Linked DNA regions of Mus musculus: regions 2 and 3 are each linked to region 1. The links are chromatin loops, found by intact Hi-C in ENCODE. Cell type or tissue: left cerebral cortex. All regions are shown on one strand. Region 1 overlaps Cnot1 (CCR4-NOT transcription complex, subunit 1). Region 2 overlaps Csnk2a2 (casein kinase 2, alpha prime polypeptide). Region 3 holds the start of Csnk2a2 (casein kinase 2, alpha prime polypeptide).

Region 1 (8,000 bases):
CACTATATTTAAACCTATGTATGGGAAATTTCCCCATTCTTGGTTACGCTGTAGTGCAAAAAGAATTCCTGGCTCCTTGTAGCACAGCTGACTGATGCCATTTTGCTGTTGCTTTATGGAGTTAAGGGACATGACTGTACAGCTTGCGTTATCTTTTCTAGGAAGGAGTTCTGTAGTCTTTGGAATTTCCTACGTACTCTGAGGCAAACAACAACCATTCATTTGTTTGCTTTCTCTGTCATGCTGGGATTCAGATTCAGGGTCTTAGACATGGTAGATCAGTATTCCACCTCGTGAGCTCTTTAAAACCTGTTTCAAAGGTAGTATCGACAGTTTGCTAATGCATGCAGTAAGATACCAATGGGATACACGGGATAGGTCTGCTTTGGGTAGGTGCTCAGAATTGATTTCTTTTAGAGAGGCCAGGGAAACTCTCAAATACGAAATTGAGAATTTCTTTTATATGCTTATTCACTTATTTATAAATTCTGTATTATCGCAGGTGCTGCTGACTTCTGATAAAGCTGCGGCCAATTTCTCAGATCGTTCTTTGCTGAAGAACTTGGGACATTGGTTAGGAATGATCACATTAGCTAAAAATAAACCCATCTTACACACAGTGAGTTTTAAGATGGATATATGTTTTGAACTTGGCTATAAGAAATGTTTTAATTGTCACTGGGATTTTATGTCTTTGACCATGTTTGAATTCTTATTTCTGTGCTCGTGGTCTCTTAGGCTCTTTTAGGATACAGAAAAGCCAGTGGGTGTGCTTTTTGTCGGGCAAGAATCAGATAATGTATGTTGGCAAATGAGCTTTTAGTGAGATATTATTCTTTTTTTTCTCTTTTTGCGCATATATATATATATTTATATTTCAAATTTCAAATGCTATCCCGAAAGTCCCCTATATCCTCCCCCCGCCCTGCTCCCCAACCCACCCACTCCCACTTCTTGGTCCTGCCGTTCCCCTGTACTGGGGCATATAAGGTTGGCAATACCAAGGGGCCTCTCTTCCCAGTGATGGCCGACTAGGCCATGAGATACTATTCTTAGGTTCTTATTTTATTTTACTTTTCCCTGAGGACTTCTGGAACAGAAGAACATCAGCTTCTCAAATGTTTTGTTTTAAAATTCTAGGACTTGGATGTGAAATCTTTGCTGTTAGAGGCTTACGTTAAAGGACAGCAAGAGTTGCTCTATGTGGTGCCCTTTGTTGCCAAAGTTCTAGAGTCCAGCATTCGCAGCCTGGTGAGTAAATGTTAGTCCTGGGGAATTGGTGAGAGGCTGCTCACACAATACCAAAAGATCAGAGCTTTATTCTTGTGCACATAGAGCTAGTTGAACAATCTTCCTTAGTTGGTCCTAGATTATTACACATTAAGTTAGGTGAAGAGGCTGAGTGGATCAGCTTTCCACTCCGTTTTGTGTTTTTCTGGAATGGGTTGTATCTAAGAATGGGGCTTTTGTCACTGTCATGTTTATTTACTTGTTGGAATAATACAGAGTAAAGGTTTGATTTAGGCTGCCTTAATATCATAGCTCTTCTTTAGGTTTTTAGACCACCAAACCCCTGGACAATGGCAATTATGAATGTATTGGCTGAGCTGCATCAGGAGCATGACTTAAAGGTAAAAGAGCTGCCTCTCTCAGAGGATTCTGGGCCTTCAGATGATTTAATGTAAAGATAGACCAGTACAGGGGGTAGGCAGTGGTCATTGCACCAGTGGATTGAATTGTAGGATATATTATGGACAGAGCTCAAATTTTCTCTTATTCTAATTAAATACTGGAATCATGCAGTTAAACCTGAAGTTTGAGATTGAGGTGCTCTGTAAGAACCTTGCATTAGACATCAATGAGCTCAAACCTGGAAACCTGCTGAAAGATAAAGATCGTCTGAAGAACTTAGATGAGCAACTCTCTGCTCCAAAGAAAGATGTCAAGCAGCCCGAAGAGCTTCCTGCCATCACAACAACAAGTAAGTGCACAAGTTCATCAGATCCTTCTCAGATGACACCACTCCTCATAAGCCACCTAGCAACCACCCCACACTGTGAGCCATCTGATTATCAAGTGTGAGCAGCATCTAAGGATAGGCTTACTAGATCGTCTCACTATCTCTTAAGATAATTTTAAGCAATTATGAGTAGATGAGTTGTTCTTATATCATAGCCTGGCTAGCTTATCTTGCAAAACATTTAAGTATCACAGTACTTGAATGACATAATAGTATACATTATTTCTTAAAATCCAGGGTTTGCCAGATCAGTCATGCCTACAAGGACAATCTTATCTGCATCAAGACAAGAGGTTTAGAGGTACAGGGCTCTAATCTTAAGAAACTAAAGGCAAGAGGATTGTGCATTTGAGGACAACTTAAGCTACATGAGTTTGAACCAGCCTGGGACCCTGTTTAAAAATCATTCCACAGACGCACAATGTGCACACAGAGAGGGAGAGACAGACAGACAGAGACGCACTGGCACTCACTAGTGAGACACACAGGCACACATACTCCCTGGTGATGGTGGGATTGCCTTTGGGAGTTGGATGTAGTTATATTAAAGGTGAGGAGTTGGTAGAATATGCCAACCAGCACCCAACACCTCTTCTCCCACCAGCCTTCTCTTGGCATCTGACAAATCCCAAATGAGCCTGGTAAAGGCTAGGTTGAGAACATGTACCCACAACACTGCCAGATATTGGAAGCTTGGCCTGCCTAATACAGGATTATCCTGAAAATGTTCCTGTGCTGTAGACATTGCCACTAATAGACCGGCTCATATGTCATACAATAGCAGAATTTCTTTTTCAAAATGGGAAAAATATGACATTAGCTGCCCCTACTCAAGAGTTGAGACATAGTTTAAATAGATAAGATCCATTTATTATCCAGCTGATTTCTTTGTTCAGTCGATAAATGTGCTTTTTATCTTTTACTTTACTTTACATGTAGCAACTTCTACAACACCAGCTACCAGTACTACGTGTACAGCCACAGTTCCACCACAGCCACAGTACAGCTACCACGACATCAATGTCTACTCTCTAGCAGGCCTGGCACCTCATATTACTCTAAACCCTACAGTGAGTGAAAACTTATCCTTCTTCTTTTAAAAGATTGACTTATGTGTTTTACCTGAATGCATGCCTGTGCACTACATGCTTGTTAGGTACCCAAGGTGATCGGAAAAGAACATCAGCTCTCCTGAAATTGGAGTTACAGGTGGTCATGCGTGAGCTACCATATTGGTTCTGGGAATCAAATCCTGATCCCTCTGCAAGAGCAGCAAGTGCTTAAACGCTGGGCCATCTCTGCAGCCCCAGAATGCTTTGACTTCTAGTTTGTGGCAGTGAACTCTTGGTTACTTACTTCCCTGTTTACCAGCTTTCCCCTGGGATATTTTTTTAAAAAGTAGGGGATCTATAATGTGTATATTACAATAGGCAAACATTTTAAGCGGTTAGGATTTCTATTTTTTACTCTTAACCCTACCCCACAGTGATTTAATTATGCCAGCAATAAAAAGAGATTCTTCTTGATGTATACTATAGTATTTTCCTTTGGCCTTCATTATCATGCCACTTTGGCCTGCTATTTAAAGCTACTTCTTTTGGCAGAATGCAGTTTGTATATATAATTTTTAAATCAAAGTCTTTACATTTAGCTTTATTTTATGTATAGGAATGTTTTGCCTGCATGCATGTATAAGCCACATGTGTGCCTGAGGCAGCAGATCTGGAAATGGAGTTATGACTATTGTGAAGCTACACAGTGGGGGTGCTGGGAACCATAGCCCAGGGACTCTGCAAGAGCAGCGAGTGCTTTTCACCAGCCAGCCGTCTGCTGATACTGCCTTCCTAACGGATAATTTAGCTATAACTTTAACTTAGAAAGTCATATGTCTATAAGCAAGTACTATTTGTTTAATGAGCTTGTTAAAATTGAAGGGGATTAAACAGATAAAAACAGATCACAGGTTATACTGACTTCTTTTCTTCCTAGGTTCTGTTTCCTGGGGCTTTGTTAGTTTTATGTGAACTCTGTGGTTTCTGTAGCATTGAAGGAGTACCAGAGTCAGATGTGACTTGTGCCTTGTTTCCTCCTTCCAGATCCCTTTATTTCAAGCTCATCCTCAGCTGAAGCAGTGTGTGCGGCAAGCAATTGAAAGAGCTGTCCAGGAGCTTGTCCATCCTGTGGTGGATCGCTCAATTAAGATTGCTATGACTACGTGCGAACAGATAGTCAGAAAGGACTTTGCCCTGGATTCTGAGGAGTCTCGAATGAGAATAGCAGCTCATCACATGATGCGGAACTTGACAGCTGGAATGGCTATGATTACTTGCAGGGAACCTTTACTGATGAGCATATCCACCAACCTCAAAAACAGCTTTGCCTCAGCCCTGCGTGTAAGCAGACTGTTTTGTGTACTATAAAATGTATTACTGGTCTGTAAGAGCTTGGGCCTGTGCTGTGTGTGTGTGTGTGTGTGTGTGTGTGTGTGTGTGTGTGTGTGTGTGTGTGTGTGTGTGTGAGAGAGAGAGAGAGAATTTGAATGAATGTGAATGAATGAATGAGAATGAGTTAGGGCAAACTCCTTAGCACTGAAGGATACTTCCAGCCTCTGGCGTCTTTTAGATTCTAAGTTGTGTTAAGGCAAAGTGTTGCGTTTGCTTCTTTTTTATGTAGTTCTGTGCTCAGTGTTACTTGTCAGATACTCAGCAGTACCCAAGAGAAGAGGACTTTTTTTTTTTTTTTTTTTAGTTTGGAGCCAGCATCTCAAACATAGATGAATTTAGATTACAGCAGTTGGACTAATAGTTTATAATATATAGTTACTTTACTTTTATCACTTCAAGTAATTTTTCATTTTGAAGTTGTGGGTATCAGATTTAAGAATTCTTGCTTCTTAACAGTTCACAAATTGTTCAGTATGTTCACCACAACCTGATGAAATGTTGAAAAGTATTTTCATCTTATATGTGAATGAATTAGGAATATTTGTAGGTTTCTGCTGGTACATAGGTAGTACCAGAATATGGAATGACCTGTTGACCATACCGCATTTCCTGTTGTACATTTTAGAATTGCTCTTTTCTTTTGTCTTGTGTTCTCAATAGACTGCATCCCCACAGCAAAGGGAAATGATGGACCAGGCTGCTGCTCAGTTAGCTCAGGACAATTGTGAATTAGCTTGTTGTTTTATTCAGAAAACTGCAGTGGAGAAAGCAGGCCCTGAGATGGACAAGAGATTGGCAACTGTAAGTGTTTAGTGTGTATCTGTAAGGTTGTGGTTTCTTTGAGTCTGAGGAAGTGTCTCATAACAAGAGCCTCAGTGACGTTTTGTATTTGTAGGAATTTGAGCTGAGGAAGCATGCCCGGCAAGAAGGACGTAGGTACTGTGATCCTGTGGTCTTAACCTACCAAGCCGAGCGGATGCCGGAGCAGATCAGGCTGAAAGTGAGAACTGAGGCTCTTGCCTCCTTGCTTCCCCTCTCTTTCTCTGTCACTGTTGCATGAACCCCTCCTAAGGACTGTGCATCTATATGCTGCTGCTGAAGGAGCATCTCTGGTAGCAGCTCACTTTCACATTTCCTAGCAAGGATAAAAAGAGTGCATGGACTACTGAAGTTGTGTTTTCCCAACTTAAATTTGCCTTTTCATATTTTCTGGTATTTATCTTTTTATTGATAGCTCCTTATTGATCCCAACAAGATGGTGAGGGTTTGATACTATTTACCCCAAGGGAGAGGAGACTTCCATGGCAGTCTCCTCTTGAGGCATTTCCTAGCGATTGTTGTTGAGACAAGGCTTCCATGTGGACCAAACTGCCTCAAACTTATAATCATCTGGTCTCTACTAAGTCCCAAGTGCCGGGGCAGGGACTGCAGACAGTGCTGTTATAGGGACTCCAGTAAGGAATTATTAATGACTGTAAGTGACACTGACTCTAACAGGAAAATGAGAAAACCTCTTCTGTGATCTGTTGGCATGAATGCTGGCATATGTTGTATTAACTGTTGTATCAGAATTCTGTGCAAGCTTATCACTTGTAGAAAATAAGTTTTAGCTGGGCATTTTAGCAGGGGGTCTGGTGGGGGTGGGGAGAAGCAAGGATCTCTTGAGTTTGAGACCAGCCTGATCTAGTGAGTTCTATTACCAGAGAGAGACTCCATCTCAACTCTTCCACCTCAAAATAAAATAATCCGTTTCTTTTGATTGTGAAGTGAATTCTACCCAAAAAAGGCTTTCTTCTTTTAAGGTTGGTGGTGTGGACCCAAAGCAGCTAGCCGTCTATGAAGAGTTTGCACGAAATGTGCCTGGCTTCTTACCTACAAATGACTTAAGTCAGCCTACAGGGTTTTTAGCTCAGCCCATGAAGGTAAATACCTCATTTGATTAACTTGTTTGTGTTGTGGAATACAATTTAATAGTGCATTGCTTTCTGCTGGGGAGCTTGTTACCGGGTAGGAAAATGGAAGCCATTGGTTACAACTGATCTTTGTTAGATCAGCATGTCAAGCAGTGTAGTGAGTCCTGGCATTAGCTTGACTACTGTTTAGTTCAAGGAAACTTAACTTTTGACTTCCCTTTCCTTTTTTAAATATTTGTTTCTTTAATTTATACTTAAATTTAATGAAAGGGAGTTTCTAAGATTGTGCAGCACATTTAATTGAAGTTGACACTACAAGGAAAACATTTTCCCATAAACCACTTGAGTTGTAGAGCTGCTATCTGCTTTGTTTCTGTTGATTTACTTTTAGAAAGAAAATAACATAAAGCACCTTTATTGAATTTGTATTCTTTTCTGGAGGCTCTTGTCTCTTTTAAAAATAATTTTAAGGTTTAGTTTTTATTAATTTCATCTCTATTATTTTCTTACTTATCCATCTCCAGTTCCTCTGGAGTCCCAGGAAAGAGAAAAAGATTGCTATAAATTGTCCTCTGACTTCCACATATGCATCCATATTCCGCTGAATTTAATGAGGGCAGCCTTCATCGGCATGGGTATAGGTGGGGTTTTTCTGGATCCTAGAAGCTTAACATAAGCTACACCCCAAAAACATATTTGTACCCTTGTTTAAATAATTCCCTGAGCCTTAGAGGAAGTGTTCAGGGCAAAGTTCAACAGTTACTCATTCTCAGCTCCTTGACCAGTCTTCTCTGTTAACCATTGGAAAACAAGCTTTTGCAACGTAGGTTGAGAGGAGTATTAAGAGTATAAAGATGCATATTTAGAAGACAGTTCGACAACATGTCCACTTAGCGAAACAAAAGTAGTAATTTCCTTTCCACCAGAGTCGTCCCAACCATGGGCTTTTAGCCGGTTTTATAGTACGAGGCTTGAATTCCCTCCTTGGAGTGGGACTCATTTCAGCCAGAAGGTGGCAGATTATCCCCATATTGATGCCACTATTGCACCGGTAGACATATCTTACTTGACTTAGAGCTTACATGGCTCACAGCTGAGTAGGGCCATAGAGAATTCCCTAGCAGCCTACAGATTAATTTCCTATGCTAAGAAAGCTACCTAGCAGAGGAGCTTGTTTTAGTTCAGTTCTAGCTTGTTGTTTGGTTTGTTTTGCTTTTTTTTTCTCCCATTTTCTGTTCTACTGCTTGGCAGCTGTGAGTAATTGCAGTAGCCTGTCTTGTTTTGAGGGGCTCTAAGACTTCCCTGAACAACAACCTGTTAGGGGGGTATCGAATGGGAATTTTGGTAACTAGGATATCATTTACTTACTAATGTTTAACACTGCCCATTCATTCAGTCTTAGTTTTTCTCTTCCCGTCACCTCTCAGTGTGTATACACAAATTAAGTTTTGTTTGCTTGTTTTTGTTTGTGTGTGTATTTTTTTTTGTTGTTGTTGTTGTTGTTGTATTTGAGATTGGGTTTCATAGAGCTCAGAATCGTTTTGAACTCTGTAGCCAAGGGTGACTTTGCCCTCCTAATCTTCTGCCCCCACCTCCCACCTCCTTAGTGTTAGAATTACAAAT
Region 2 (8,000 bases), 280 kb after region 1:
GATCCTGACTGACTTTGATATCCGGTTTTATATGTATGAACTACTTAAAGTAAGTGGCGTTTGTTGATGGTGCTTTCCCCCTCAGGCTTGTATTTTTGAGAGGATGTTAAAAAATACAGAGAGAATTCAAGCAGAATATTTCTTAATAGAGAACTTAGTGAGACTTAAGTTCTGATGAGAATCCTGTTGTGAGACCTCACAGATTTTCAATCAAACTTGGAAATTTGGCCAAACAAGGAGTGCAGGGCCGTTATACAAAGTTCACAACCCCTCGTGTATGTCTCTTATTGGCAGTTGGAGTTTTTTTTCTTTGCCAGGTAATTAATCTTAGTTTTATGATTTAGTTTTAGTTTTATCTTAGTTCTTAGTTTTCTCTATGACAAGTGACCTCAGACTTTTTTTTTAAATGCCTTTTCAATTGCTTATAATTTGATGAGATGGCCTGGTAACTTTTTTTTTTTTTTTTTTTTAAGAGTCAGGGCTGCCTGACTGAGACAAGATAGTCTGGGTTGGGCTCATTCATGTGCCTGTGTGATGTGGGCTGGGGTTGCTGGAATAGTTGAGGTCCTGCCTTCCAAGTAACAGTAAGAGAATGGGAACCTCAGCCTGCAGCCTGCCAAGGTCAGCCCTGTAGTTTGGCCCTCAACATCAATATGTTTGTTGAATTAGTTGGTATAAAATGTTGGTTGGTTGGTTGGGTTTTGGGGGGGGGGTCGGGGTGCGGTTAGTGTTTTAGTTTTCTAAAGGCAGGGTTTCTCTCCTGGAACTCCCTCTGTAGACCAGGTTCCAGGGGATCCTCAAACTCAGAGATCTGCTTGCCTCCACTTCCCGAGTGCTTGGGAACAAGGCCAATTGCCACCACCTGGCAGTTACTATTTCTTTCTTGATGGGAAAGTTATGAAGAGGGATATACATAATTGGCAGACCTTTGATAATTGGCAGACATTTGCAGCCATCTTTTTAGTTTTTCAAACTGTCTTTTAACATCCCTTTTTTGTATGAGAACATCTGCATCTCACCTGCGCTGGCTAGTTTGAGCAAGTGAGAAGTGATGGGTGAACCTTCTAAGTGACTTACCAAGTACTAAAAAATCGAAGCATTATCAATCAACAGACACCTGTTTTTATTTGTCTTGATGAACACTGCAGTAAAGCACTGTGAACCAGCCTTGTATACCTTTTGGGTAATGGATCACTAAGAACTTAATAACAACTTTGTACCCCCCCAGAAGTGCATCATAAATACAAAATTGGCCAACATGGTGGCACATAACTTTAATCCTGGCACTTGTGGGGTAGAGGTAGGCGAATCTCTTGAGTTTAATGCTTGTGAACCTCAATTAAGAAAATTGCCAAGATGGGGTTTGTATGGGAACTGAAAAACATTGCTCAAGCAAAATACCAGGTTGAAAGGCTGGACTTGGGGAGTGGAAGTTTGCAGATCTGGCTTCCTGAAATGTTTTCCTTAGAATTGTTCTTGAGTGATCTGCCTGTTACTAGAGCCAGAATGCTGGGCTTAGAATTCACTAGTGTCTGTTGAGCTTTGTTAGGAAGGATAGACTGCTTGACCTGGCCTTCCTTTCCTGTGGAAGTGTGCAGTGGGAAGAGGTTTGCCATGCTGTGAACTTCAAGCTGTGCCTTTGCTAGAGGTCTTCCCAGAAATCCCCATGCATGCACTATGAGAACCACTGTCCTCTTCTCACAGGAGCTCATTTAAGTCACTTTCGAGTCTTGGAGTTTTTAGCTAGCACAAGCTCCATGAAGACAAACCTAGCACATCAGTGCTCAGTGCTGGTGCCCACGCTGCTGTCCAGTGATGGCAGTGAGCTATCTCTTTCTGCTAATGTGGCAAAATCCCAATGTCTAGGAGCAGAAGCTGTGGCAGATATTAAAACTGAAGTACCCCTCAAGGAATGTACAGGCATGTTAGGAACCCACAGTATGTCTGGCCACTGTACCCTGCCAAGAACTAATCGCTGCTTTTTTTTTTTTTTTTTTTTTTTGGCTCAGTCCTTGGTTCCATCCTATATTTTTCATATCCCAGGTATTGTCAGAATTAGATCTTTGACAGAGACTAGATAAAATGAAAAAAAAAATCAACATTTTCTTTTAGAAAATAGGAAATATTTAACCTTGCTGAAAATGTAGAAGAAGCCGGGCGGTGGTGTCGCACACCTTTAATCCCAGCACTCGGGAGTCAGAGGCAGGCGGATTTTTGAGTTCAAGGCCAGCCTGGTCTACAAAGTGAGTTCCAGGACAGCAGAGAGAGAGACAGAGAGAGAGAGAGAGACACAGACAGACAGACAGACAGGGACAGAGAAGGACAGAGACAGACAGAGACAGACCGACCTGAGGCTGAAGGCTGTGGGTGACTGCTCAGTGACTGCCGCTGCCCGCCAGGCTTTCTGTGATCGGATTCAGATTTAGGGTGTGGTGTGTGCCCTCACGGTCCCTAGTTTCATAAGACAACTGCAGAGATGGATTTGGGTGAGAGCTATGAAGATCTGGGTAAACAAATACCAGTTGAAAGAAGGCACCAAGAGCTCGTTGCAATCTTGCTACATCTATTGTAAAGCAAAACAAAAAAATGGAAATAGAACATAGGTAAAGTAAATCAATCTTAAGTCTCCATGGTATTCCATTGTAAATCCTCCAGTCAGATGTCCTTAAATCTGTGGTAGCTGTTTAAATTAAGCAAAACTAAGAGTTCTGTTATCTGTAGGACACTGGTCATATACCAGGTGCTTAGTGGCCTTGCATAGCTGGGACAAGCTGTAACTATAGATTGTTTTTGCTGCAGAAACAGTAGCGTAATTGCGGATGTCCAGGAAGTGACCCTGGCTCCTTCCTCTCAGTATTTCTTTCTTGGGAGATTATGTCACTGATTATGTCACCTTGTCCCCAGGTTCTGTATTGCCCATTCTCCAAATTCATACTAAAAGCATCAACTTTGTTGTTGTTGCTGTAGATTAGGGGAGCATATTGTTGGCATCAGGCTGATGCTCCTCTGTGGCATAAAGCTGCCTGGGATGGTGTCCTTTTCAGTCTTGCTGTCCCCAGCCAGGAGGTACTTGTTCTCAGAGTTACCTAAAAGGAAAAGGGCATATTCATACAAATTTAAAGATTTAAATAAATATTTCTTCAAAGGCAGCATATAGACTGACCAATAAAGAGGTGACAAATGTGTTTCAGCGCTAATAAGGAAATACAAGTCAGAAACACATTAAGATACTACTTTAACCCACCTGAATAACTGTTATTTTAGAAAGGGTGTGACAGGGATTGGCCAGTGTGTAAAACTGGAACCATCCTGTGTTAGACTTGAGAAAACAGGCAGTTCCTTAGAAAATGTAAAGTTTTATACAGCAAGGAACTTCCCAAGATAAATAGATGCATATTCCCCCAAAAGTCTTCCACGTGCTTATTCAATGCAGCGTGTTCTCAACAGCCAAAAGTAGAAACAACCCCAGTGCAGCAAACTAATAAGTTCATACAACTACTCAATCTCAAAAGCACAGTGAAAGAAAGGAGACCAAGGACCAAAAAAGTCTAGATCACAGAGCAGATCCAGCAGTGGCTTGAAGTCACTCTGTGTGGGAATTTGGTCCTGAGAGTTGTAAAGTGTGGTAGCAATGGTTACGGGGTTTTCTACTTACTAAAGATCACAGGCTTTCAACCCATAAAAGCCTCTTATATTGATTCTATTACAGAAAATAATTTTCTCTCAGAATTATAATGTTGGTTTTTAAAAGCTAAGTGGCTCAGATTTTATATTTAAGTAAAATGTAAATGCTTCTTAGCCTAGAAAACTCACGCTTATGTCTGCCTTGTTAGAAGATGTATTAGGATGTCATTCTTCAGGTCCCACGTGCTGGGTCTCGTTCCCTCCTTATAAAGCAACCTTCAGCATGACCATTGAAAGCCCCCTTTCTACTGGCTGCCAGCTGTAGTGTCCACAGAGAGCTTTTTTGAGACCATTCAAGTTAAAGTGTCACAAATAATAAGAATGTGTTTGCATTGGGGGCGATTAAAGGGTTTGCTTACTTTTCTCTGTGCTTTCTTACCTACTAGGCTCTGGATTACTGCCACAGCAAGGGAATCATGCACAGGGATGTGAAACCTCACAATGTCATGATAGATCACCAACAAAAAAAGGTACCAATCCAGCCAGGCAGCACCAAACCTTTGCTGAAGGCTTAGGGAAGATCTAAACCTCGTCAAATAGCATTGTGGTATCAGTAGACACGATGCTGTCTATGCTGTCTGTAGACCATGCTGATTCCTTTTGTAGACTGATTACTCTGACTTCTCTAGTCTCCTGTATTATTAGTTTCTACCAGGAACGTGTGTACATGCTAACCATGACTATAGTTTCTGGTTTTATTTTAGTTCTAGAGTTGACAGGGCTTTAGGAAGAAACTACAACAGTGGTTTCTACGTCACTTCTTCATGATCATTCCAGTCCAACTAGCCCTAAGAGATACACTTGGGGCCCTCCAACTCTGGCTGTCACAGCCAGTGTTAGCTTAATAACCAGTTAGAGCAGTGTGCAGTGCTTCTGCCTGGAGGGAGCCATACATGTCCTTCAGTGTTGCCTGGAGCTCATGTTAACAGCCGTGAGTGATGGGGGAGTGTGTTCCATATGTAAGTAGCATGGAGGCAGAAACAAGGTTGAGTTCTGATGATCTGGAGAGAGTAAAAGACCAGGGTAACTTAAAGGGAAAAACTCGGAAACATTCCAAGTGCTCCAGAAATGACCTCATCTGCAGTTCTTGAAGTGTAGTCTTCCATGGGTACACTCCTACTCTATGTGATCAAGTACCTGTTATAGATACGTGCTGTGGCCTCACCACAGGCATGGGCATGTCCAAGGGCATCTTTCATGGTCTGTTTCCTCTTGTCTTTCTTATAGCTCCGACTGATTGATTGGGGTCTGGCAGAGTTCTATCATCCTGCTCAGGAGTACAATGTTCGAGTGGCCTCGAGGTACTTCAAGGGACCAGAGCTCCTTGTGGACTATCAGGTGAGCGTGTCAGTGAAGCTGCTCTGCTCTGCATTAATTTTATATTTTCTTAGGGATTTTCCTGGTTTGCTATGTAGTCGATGGATTCATACAAAACCCAGTTATTATTCTACTCTATAAAGCTTTTTCTCAACTACATTAAATTTTTTTTCATTATGTATGTATAAGCTTACTTGTACCACAGCCCACGTGTGAGGGTTAGAGGGGTTTGTTCTCTCCACCATGTTGGTTCTTGGCATAAGGATTAGGTTGTTGGGGTTGGCAGCCTTGGATACTTAGTCTACCAGCTGAGCCTCTTGCTGCCCTTTTTTTTTTTTTAAGGAAAGAATGACTTTTAGTTATAACTTCAGAAAGGCTAAGAATGGAACTTGCCTGATAAGTATAAGACCCTAGTGCCTTAGAAATACGGGCCAATCTTCAGGAGTCAGATGAGTACTAGAAACTCCATCAGTACAAAGAGTTTCTAGCCATCTTTGACTGATCGACCGTCCTTACTGCCTTCAGATGTATGATTATAGCTTGGACATGTGGAGCTTGGGCTGCATGTTAGCGAGCATGATATTCCGAAAGGAGCCATTCTTCCACGGGCAGGACAACTATGACCAGGTGAGCAGATTATGTTATAAATGCTAGAGATATAACATTTGAGCCATGAATGTCACTCACTATATATGGGCTACCATGTAAGCTGATGAGTTGTTCAGAATTGTGTCTGTGGTACAAAATCCCAAAGCATGCAGACATTTGCTGTCTATGCTGAACCTTCAAGATGGGTCTAAGAAATAAGGTATCTCTTTGTTGCAGTAAATCTCCAGCCCCAATATGTCCGAGCAAAAACCACACAACTCAGTTACAGCATTCACAAGCTGCACAGCTAGATTGGGCACATTTACCGCTACACTACTCTGTCGCCCATCTATGAGATCCCTTGTTACTTGCGGCTTCTCCAGGCCACGTGGTACTATTCCATCTTCCACCTCCTCTTCCTCTGTCTTTCTTTCCTCTTTCTTCTCTTCCTCCTCTCTAAAACCTCCAGCCCCACCTTTCCCTTCCACTGCCCAATCACAGGCTCTAGCCTTTATCTGACCAGTTAGAATGAGGAGAAGGTTCACATGAGATCACCTGAGCACATGATCCACTCCTTATTCGGGCAGCCCCTCTTGAGGAAGCAGAGTTAACATCAGAATACAAATAGCACCAGGGCAAGCCACAATGTTTCCCCCTTTTTGTACAATTAAAGGGCTCTCCCTTTTTTTTTTCCCCCTCGTATAAATTGAGTACAACTATTATGCAATTTAGAAAGTATAAGATATATTTAAAACCCAGTCTGTCATATTGTCAATTTAGATAAAACACTCTACCATCTATCCTAACTTTAAAAGCTTACAATTTTATATCTGAATTATATTCTGGTTTTAGCTTGTATTACCATCTGAAAATCATCCTCTCAAATCTGTATCATCTCTCTTAATGTTAAACAGTTTGAGTGCTATGAAACTATAACTAGTCTTCAACTCCATCAGAAATCCAAAAATGACTTAAATATTACCTGAAAATATAGGAAGCACAAGAGATAGCTTCCAAAATTTAAACATTTTGTAGAGACAGCTGACTACCTGGACAGTCCCTAATTCCTCAAAATGTTAGAGCTTCAGTCTCCAACATTTATACCTTAACTATTCTTAGTCATTTCTACTTGAGTAAATTAAAAACACTTTATTATAATTAAATCCGAATATATAATGAGCCTTCTGGCCCAGGATCATCTGACAGACTTTTGTAAAGCAGAATTGTGAAGGACTGCTTACCCTGTCTTGCTTGGCAGAGCTACCGGTCAACTATTTCACATAGTATGACCTTTTCCTGGACAGTATTTTTGTAGATGAATTGAGGCAATTTTTGCCTAGTGGTAATCTCTCCACGACTGGAGCAATTCTATTGATATTTAATTTTTTTCTTTGAACCAAGAAAGGGGTGTAGTCAGGAGCAGACTAGATTCTAGTCAAATGATCTTTAATAATGAAATGGCCTTAAATGTTGTATTCTGTGGACTTCTGTCCACAGAAGACTATCTGTCGGGGGCTGGAGAGATGGCTCAGTGGTTAAGAGCACTGACTGCACTTCCGAAGGTCCTGAGTTCTAATCCCAGCAACCACATGGTAGCTCACAACCATCCATAACAAAAGCTGACTCCTTCTTGAGTGTCTTTAAGACAGCTACAGTGTGCTTACATATAATAAATAAATCTTTTTTTAAAAAAGAAGACTGTCTATCTATTTAAAGTATATCTGAACTGTTATACCTTAACTATTCTTAGTCATTTCTATTTGAGTAAATTAAAAACACTTTATTATAATTAAATCAGAATATAATATAATCTAGCCCTTGACTTGTATTACTTAATCATCCTAAACACTGTTTTTACTCTTTTAAAGTTAAAAAAAGATTTATTTACTTATTTTAATACCTAAATACACTGTAGTTGTCTTCAGACACACCAGAAGAGGCCGTCAGATCTCGTTACGGATGGTTGTAAGGCACCATGTGGTTGCTGGGATTTGAGCTCAGGACCTTTGGAGGAGCAGTCAGTGTTCTTACCCGCTGAGCTGTCTCTCCAACCCCTAAACACTTTTTAACGGGAGTTATTAGAAGGACTGGGTCCAAGCCTTGTATTCTTAGAAGAGTTGTACAGGCACAATGCCTATCAAAGAGTAACAATAATAATTTTAAATCTTGTATCAATATAAGAAATTTAAATCTGTATTATTCTATAAATTGTATATCAATGTAAAATTTTAACTTCAAGTTGCATTAATTATAAAAATTTCTGCCAACGTAGGATATGGCTGTATAATTTTTTTTTTTGAAAATTTGATAACCTATCCCTATGACAACCCACAATATCTCTTTGTCTAACAAAATCAGATTCTAGACATTAGATCACAATGTCCTCAAAGATATTAGCATCTAAATTACGT
Region 3 (8,000 bases), 250 kb after region 1:
TTTTTTTTTTTTCGAGACAGGGTTTCTCTGTGTAGCCCTGGCTGTCCTGGAACTCACTCTGTAGACCAAGCTGGCCTCAAACTCAGAAATCCACCTGCCTCTGTCTCCCAAGTGCTGGGATTAAAGGTGTGCATCACCATTGGCTATCATATCCAACTCTTAAGGGAGGTTTGGGTTTTTGTTTTGTTTTCTTTTCTTTTTTCTTTGCTTTTGTTTTTGTTTTAAGAAGAAACAATGTGAGGTAAAAAAAAAAAAAGACCTGTGAAACCTCTCAAATGTTTTGAAAATAGACCTTATCAAGACAGTAAATGGGGGCTCTAGATTTGAACCCCAACCCCAGGAAAAAACTTGTCAGAAAATGTTCTAAGATCTTCATAATGATTTTTATTTTGTTCGGTAAATTGGAGTCTAGAAGAGATGTCGGCGAGGAAGCACTGGATGATCTGATTCGAGGCATCTCCTTGCATCCTCTTTTCTATAATTTTGATCACATTCACTTGTATATGGCACACACAGTGAAGAAAAATCAGTACTGGGCTCTCCCTGCCCTTCCACCTACTTATGCAGAACTACCTGCTCGGTCTTTCACAAACCCAAGCCAGATTCCTTCAGCTGGACTGCCAGGGTACCACCTCATGTTAACCGTAGCCAGGCTGGCCATATAAAGAAAAGAAAAGAAAAGGGGGGGGGGGGGACTAAAGAAAAGCAGTGGGACCTTGCCAATACTGTGGGACACCCATCATCCTACTTTGCAACAAGCCATAAAAAAAACGCCTTCCACTTGGCTGTGGGAGGGCTGGCTATAGGTTTCAGGGCTGAGCCAATAGAGTATCAGCCAAATCCGGAGTATGTTGCGCCAGAGCCATGTGTGGGAGAATCCCCAAGCAGCCACAGGTGTGGGATCAGGTTATGAGACATGGGTGTGGGCAACGTGGTGAAGGATGAGAGGCAAGAACAGGGAGTGTGGGTGGGGCCAGAGGTGGGCCAGGGTGGAGGAGGCAAAGAATGGGGCTCTGCCAGGGCTTGGACACAGTTCTCAGATCAATGGCAGTGGCTTAGAATCCTCTCCAGGCCATAGTCTCCTTTGAGAACCTGACACATGCAGAGGAAAAAGAGCATACATGCTCAAACTAGCTACAATTTCTGCACAGTGTCAGGAGCTTTCTAGAGCTAAGAAAGTCTATCTAAGATTTAGGATTGTGACTTGCTGGTCTAGACAAGTTAATAGAACATTTTGAGGGGGGAAAAAGAAAACAAAAAAAATAAAACTTGGAGCAACCTTAAGATCTTAAGGGTGTGTTAAAAAGGAGATTGAGAGGGGGTGCCGTGTTTGGAATCAAGGTCAAAGTCCATGTGTTCGCTAAATGCTTTATTTCATTCAAATTTTAAAATGTATTTTATGTGCATTGGTGTTTTGGCTACGTGCGTGTCCCCGGAACTGGCATTGACAGACAGTTGTGAGCTGCAATTCGGGTGCTAGGAATTGAACCTGGGTCCTCTGGAAGAGCAGCCATTGATCTTAACCCCTGAGCTATATCTCTTTCCAGCCCACAGTTCTTGTTTTATTGAAGGTGTTAGAGTTTGCACAAAGTTGCAAATTTGTGGGCTTTTTCTTTTATGACAAGGTCTTGCTATGAAACCCAGGTGGACTTCAAACTCATGACTCTCCTACCTTTGCGCCTCCAGGGTCCTGGCGTTACGGTGCCTGAGTCAGTACTTGCGGATATTTGGCTTATGTCATTAATTGTCAGCCAGTGGTTCCTTCTTTCCATGGATGGTCATGTCCTTGGGAACCCATGGGTTTTTGTTATTTGTTGGTTTTCTACAGAGCCACTTGAGAATACATTGTGGAGATTAAAACAGTTCATCCTTCAACACTTGAAAATTTTAAAACCAAAGGGCTTTTCTTGTTTAACCCCAATATAAAGCTCATGTGCTTCAAGTTAGCATTAAAACAGTGGTATTTTCCAGGCAGTGGTGGCGCACGCCTTTGATCCCCAGCACTTGGGAGGCAGAGGCAGGTGAATTTCTGAGTTCGGGGCCAGCCTGGTCTACAGAGTGAGTTCCAGGATGGCCAGGGCTACACAGAGAAACCCTGTCTGGGAAAAACAAAAACATTGGTAATATATAATATACACCCCATATTAAAATTACCCCAGAGATAAGTGTATTCCTCTCTCTCTCTCTCTCTCTCTCTCTCACACACACACACACACACACACACACATACACACACAGTTCCTGCTTTTGCTTTTTTGTTGTCTTTTGTTTTTGAAATAGAGTCTACATAACCCACACTGGCCTGAAGCACATTACAGAATCTAGGCTATGCTGCTGCCTTAGCCTCCCAACTGCTAGGCTAACAGTCATGGACTACCCCACCTGGCCTGACCCATTTATTTATTTTGGATATTCTTTGCTGCTTTTGAATGATAAGGGCAGTAGAAATAGTGTGTCTGTCTCTCTAGGCTTCTGAATGGTTTGTTTTATTTTTTATTTTGGACAGGTCTCACTCCATAGTCCAGATAGACAGGCATCAAACTCATGCTGATCTGCCTGTCTTAACCTCCCAAGTACCAGGGTTACCAAAATGCACTACCACACCTGACTGCATCCCCCCACAAAAAAGTAAACAAACAAAACAAGATCTTACTATGTAGCTCAGGCTGGCCTTGAACCCACAGTCTACTCCTCAGGTAGGATTACAGTGTGCAGCCTCAGGGGTCGCTCTCAGTCTCCTTTACTCTAGAGCAGCACCTCAAGTTTTGTTTTGGCTGTGACACTGTTATTTTTTAGCAGTGTGAACTAGATTTTTTTGCTGAACTGTCCCTCAGTTTGGCCGTGTCTGGTTGGATGCAGGTTGAGCTTTTTTGACAGCAATGTGATGAGTGGTGTGTCCTTTCTCTGTGCGTCACACAGAAAGTCAGCTGGTCCATGCATAATATGACCTTCAGGGTCCCCTTTGTAACCAGCATGGTAACCGTGGGCCAAGAGCACTGTGTTGACTGAAGGCCTCCTGCCCGGCAGACACTGAGTGACCTGGTGGTGATCACCCAGCCCTAGTCATGCCTTCACATTGTTTTCACAGGGAGGGGACAGATGGCAAACCAGGAGAGGACTCATGCCAAGCTGTAGTTTTACGAAGGGCATGGAGGAGTCGCTGAGAGAAGTATCAACTTCAGAGAAAGTGGCCTCTAAGGTGAGATTTGAAAAAGAAAGCCAGTCATTTGTGGGGTGGCAGCGGTACCCCGTGGCCAAGCTCAGAGAGAAGAAGAAACTGAAAGACGGGCATGCGCTATTCTCAGGGAAGGAAAGGTGTAGAGTTTAACAACAGCGGGAACATGTAGTGTTTTAATATGGAGCAGTCCTTAGTCTCTGTACAGCTCTGTGAAGTCGGTGCTGGGTTGATGCTACAAAATCTGTAGCACGGAGACGTTGAGTCATTGGTTCAAATCTGCATTCCTTGCAAACTATGGAACCGGGACTTGAACCTCGATAGTTCGGTATGTGAAGAAAGAGGAAACGTGGCCTCATCTAGAAAACAGTGTGTGGGGGGGAGGGAGAGGGGGAGTTTAGAGTCAGAGCAACCTGGGCTGGAAGAAGAGATCCTTGTTGTTAAAGAATATGAACAGGAAAACAAGATAGCCGGGGACCCCAGGACATCAATGAGAGAGAAGACTGTTCAAGAAGTCCTCACTCCCCAGCTCTCCCTCCTCCCAAACAAACAAACAAACAAAATGGATATTTACATTCTCAAAGTATGATCCACAAATTACAGGTTCAATACAAAGGGGGAAAAACCCAGTTAACTTTATGGGGAAACTATCTGGTGGGCTCTGGTTTAAGCAAGTGGCCCAAAGGATGGCTCAGTGGGCTCTCAGGGAGGAATCTGGATGGGGAATTGGGAGGCGAGGGTAGCTTTAGGACTAGTTTGGTTTTCCTCTTGAAGGAAGGGATCTGTGGATGGCAGGGTGGGGTCCAGAGTGGGAAGAGGAGTGAGGAAGGGGGACAGTTTGAGGGGAGGGTTCTTGGGTTTCAAAGAAAGTCAGCTCAGGGCCAATATGGGAGGTCGTGGTGGGTGGACACGAGGTGACTGGACAGTGGAACTATGCTAAGCGCGGCGGCAGTCAAAGGTAGAGACTTCTGGGGGGTGGCCTGCAGTTGGGCAGGCAGCCGGCCACATTGCTTGGAGGGTGGCGAGCTCGCTGAGGGGGCGGGCGCCGGCCATAGTCCCCCCGCACTGTAGGGGGCGCTGTGGGCCGGGGCGGGCCGGGGCTGGGCGGCGGCCGCTCCTGGCGAGTGCGGCCCCTTTTCCGGGTTTCCTCCGCCTCCTCCTCCTCCCTCTTCGCCGCCGCCGCCGCTGCCGCTGCCCCTCTCCCGACCGGTGGCTGCCGCTGCCGCCACCACCGCCTCTGGGGGGCCGCGAGCCGAGCGGAGGCCTCCGCGGAGCACGAACCCCGCCGTCCCTCCGGCAGCCGAAGGCCCCGGGCCGGCTCGGCCGGCGCCTTCCGCGCCCCCCGGCCCGAGCGTCCGTCCGTCCGCCCGCCCCCGCGGGCCCGGCCTGGCGCGGACGCCCGCCGCCGCCGCCGCGCTCCTCCTCTTGCTTGGGCAGCCCGCGGCCCGCCGCTTCCCGTGCCTGCCGCCCCGCGCCCCGCGCCGCGCCGCCGCCGCCCTCGGCGCCCCGCGGCGCCCCCCGGTCCCGCCCGCCATGCCCGGCCCGGCCGCGGGCAGTCGGGCCCGGGTCTACGCCGAGGTGAACAGCCTGAGGAGCCGCGAGTACTGGGACTACGAAGCCCACGTCCCGAGCTGGGGGTAAAGCCGCCGCCGGCCGCCCCACGCGCGAACCGCACCCGCCGGCCGCTCGGCCTCGGGGCTGGCAGGGAGGCCCGGCCCCGGCCGCACGTGTCCCCGGCCTCTCCTGTCCGCCCTGCCTCGGTCCCCGGCTCAGCCGCCGGTGGGGAGAAGCGTGGGGTCGGGGGTGGGGGCGGCCCTTCCTCCTCAGACTTTGGGCTTCCTATGGGTTGGGAAGTCCATGGCTGTCCTCTTGAGCTGTTGAAATCTCTACCTCTTTACTTTCTGAAATGAGGCTGGGTGGGAGGGTCATTTTGAAGAGGGGCAGATTGTCTAGAGCGGGCAGTGCCCCCTGGAAGGTGTGAAATGGGAGGCAGGTGCCGTGGAGCCACGGGCAGGGCACCCCAGTACCACCAGGGGGGATGCTTCCCTTAGTCCCCTTAATGGCTCCTGAGGCCTTGTAGCTGCCCATTCCTCTTCTTGTTAAGAGTCAGTTAGGTTAGGAGCTCTGCAGAGTGAAGGGAGCCAAGCTTCTGTGTGGCTCTCATTTAAGAGAATGAGTTGCTGTGTGATGGTAGGAATACTTCCGAATGCTTGATTAGTTGGAGATGGCGGATGGATGTGTGGTGGACAGAGGCTTGCTTAATCCCAAATCCTGGCATTTATGTATATCTCTTGCCTTTCACAGTAATCAAGATGATTACCAACTGGTTCGAAAACTTGGTCGGGGCAAGTATAGTGAAGTATTTGAGGCCATTAACATCACCAACAATGAGAGGGTGGTTGTAAAAATTCTCAAGGTGAGTGGCCAACGGTGGCATGTAACCTTTCCCCCCACAGGGCAAAAGAACCAGCTATCCCAGAATAAGCATCTCCTACAGGACTCCTACCATGCTTTTCCTTGTGAACTTTTGAGAAAATGTGCGGGCTGGTCTTAATTCTGAGTTTGGTAGGTCAGGAACATTTAAAGTGTGAATTCTGAACTTCTCAAACAAAGCTTGTGAGGGGGGACTGTATCTGATATGGAATAAAGAGGTATTCGCAAGAGAGGAAGGAGTTTGCATGGAGAATCTGTCAACTGTAGGGATTCTAAATCTGTACTCGTTACTCTCTGCTCCCAGTTACTCCAGAAAAAGTCCGGAAAACCCAAAACAAAACAAAACTGGAGTCTGCTCAGAGATAAGTTTAAAGCCAAAAATTCAGGACAATTCCCTCAGTTGATATTTTCATTTCATGTAGCAGTAAAGTTTCAGGTGGGCTGGATATAGCAAGCCAGCCGCTAAGAGATCTGGGGCAACAGAAGAGTACATTCTAGCCCCTGAAATAATAACTGGAACAAAACTTGTCTCTGTGGCAAGACTAGCCCTCTCGCTTTGATAATGATAGGGCTTTTGTTATCACTCAAATGAAGACATGATCTTAATGAGCATGAAGAGTCAGCCAAGTTTCTGTACAGGTGATTGAAGATTCAATAGTGCTTTGTAGGTTGTTCGAGAGGGTGGTTCGTAGGACCTGAGCGGTTCTTCATGGTTGTCAAGTCATTTAAATGCATATGCTTGTCACCTTAGGATCTGGGCAGTTTTTCATGTTGTCAGATCACTTAACATGTATGTGTGTCACTAGTGAAAGAGCACTGGAGAGTGGTAGTGTTTCACCAGATTTTCACAGTGCCCAGTGAACAAAAATGCAGGATTGAAAAGCTTGTGCCTTAGGGCAGTTCTTATTTAATTGTGTAGATTTTAGCGTTGTGTGAATCACCTTTCAAAAAAAATGGCTGCTGCTAATGCTCCTTACCATCCTGGCCTAGTGATGAAGGAGCAGAGTTGCTGCAGAGATGGGTGATGCTATTGCTGCTGCCCAAGACACTGGGGTGAGAAGGAAGGAATGATGGCAGATAGGGAGCTTGGCCCCGCTAAGTATGAGTTGTACATTGGAGGTCTGTAGTTATGGGAGGGGTGTGTTTTAAGCAGAGAAATGTTTCCTTCAGGGAACTTGCTGGAGGAAACCATGCAATTTCATTACTTACATAAACCTGTTTTGAATAGAAGTTACTTCAGACATTTTCATTTTAAGGATAAGCAAAAACAAGCATAGTTGGGAATATCCATGTTCTGTTGCTGCACATTTGGAGGATTGAATTTGCCAAGTCTAAAGCAATTTCAGGGAAATGTCTAAATGTCTGTGCAGTAGCATTTTGGGACTAAGTGCTGTTTGCTGTGGAGTGTTTGGAAGGGAACAGTGCTCAGGTGTGTGTAAGCCCCAGTGTGTTTAAGGAAACATAGGGTTAGTAGTTTCCCATGGTTCTTGTGAGGAACTTCAGAGATGAGTTGCTTGATAGTTTTTCCTCTGCTCTAAAGATCCAATGCATATATTTACCACATCCAGTACGGAAGCGGCTTTAAATTATTTTTACAGATAGCAGACCTAGGCACAAAGAAATGTACCTGACATCATTGTTCTGTTGAAATGGACCTTCACCAGAGCTCTTCCTTCCTACTTCTTCATTCCTCTGAGTGTTCATTTCAGCCTGGGCTGTAGGATCTTAGCACTGAGCACAGGTTCAAGTTCAAGCATGAGATTTGGGAGACCCGCTCGATGCTCTAGTTCCTGACGTGTTTGGTTTTTCTCAGAGGGCAGTCTGAACCACCTCATACTCCTTTGTCAAACCACTGTGTAGGCATTTCTGTGTAGCTTTTCTTTATATTTGAAGGGTAGAGTAAGAAATCACTAATATTGTGGTTTTGCTTTTATAATGGATTGGAAGTATTTTTCAAAAAGAACAGAGGCTATACCAAAATTATGCTTATTACTCAAATAAGTTGAAGTTACGACTAATACCTACTATTGTGATATTTTCTCAGAGAAAATTAAGCCCTTAGCAGTGCCAGCTGCTCGGTTTAGGGCAGTCTGGGAAAGGTTTGCTTTTCATAGAATCTCACAGGAAAGACTAGGTGGGCACGTGGTGACTGAGACACAGGGCGCAGGCACTCAGTGACACTTCATATCAGTCTTTGTCATTTTGTCACAGTTGGGTGCGTAGTGATGGAGGGCTTTTATTTCATTTAACTTGCATGTAAGATTTCTAAGTATTTCATTTGTCAAGGTAAGTTGAGGCTATTAGAGGACTTTACAAATTTAAAAAGCTGCTAGTGAAAGGTCTGTGGGTTTTTTTGTTTTGTTTTATTTTTTTCTAAAACAGGGTTTCTCTG

The links. Peaks named below come from ENCODE experiments on the same cell type or tissue, not always from the same donor. Only the 100,000 strongest peaks of a DNase experiment are listed, where the experiment ranks them.
Region 2: a loop joins it to region 1, with 3 times the contacts of the local background. A loop is called at or near these places in 9 of 42 quality-filtered maps.
Region 3: it touches region 1 in a loop (2.0-fold over the local background); 2 of 42 quality-filtered maps call a loop at or near these places.

Annotation. Positions count from the first base shown.
Region 1 is chr8:95,738,194-95,746,193 of GRCm38, reverse strand. Cnot1 (CCR4-NOT transcription complex, subunit 1) reads left to right here. Exons shown (of 49, transcript NM_001372353.1): 26 at 503-619; 27 at 1,141-1,251; 28 at 1,554-1,631; 29 at 1,804-1,981; 30 at 2,960-3,090; 31 at 4,117-4,413; 32 at 5,125-5,265; 33 at 5,360-5,464; 34 at 6,267-6,386. Gm26493 (a small nucleolar RNA gene) reads left to right here; the gene lies at 1-134. Among named protein-coding and RNA genes, the nearest start is that of Gm26493, 4.0 kb to the left of the region's middle. In left cerebral cortex, a CTCF peak has its summit at 7,371 (motif pointing right); DNase peaks (open chromatin) are centred at 4,272 and 7,385.
Region 2 is chr8:95,457,700-95,465,699 of GRCm38, reverse strand. Csnk2a2 (casein kinase 2, alpha prime polypeptide) reads left to right here. Exons shown (of 12, transcript NM_009974.3): 5 at 1-49; 6 at 4,071-4,154; 7 at 4,912-5,022; 8 at 5,527-5,628. Among named protein-coding and RNA genes, the nearest start is that of Cfap20, 27 kb to the right of the region's middle. In left cerebral cortex, no CTCF peak of the experiment used is centred here; no DNase peak of the experiment used is centred here.
Region 3 is chr8:95,485,156-95,493,155 of GRCm38, reverse strand. It overlaps Csnk2a2 (casein kinase 2, alpha prime polypeptide), which reads left to right and starts at 4,336. Exons shown (of 12, transcript NM_009974.3): 1 at 4,336-4,812; 2 at 5,480-5,591. The coding sequence starts at 4,709. In left cerebral cortex, a CTCF peak has its summit at 4,223 (motif pointing right); DNase peaks (open chromatin) are centred at 840 and 4,257; H3K4me3 peaks cover 1,714 bases; H3K27ac peaks cover 1,347 bases.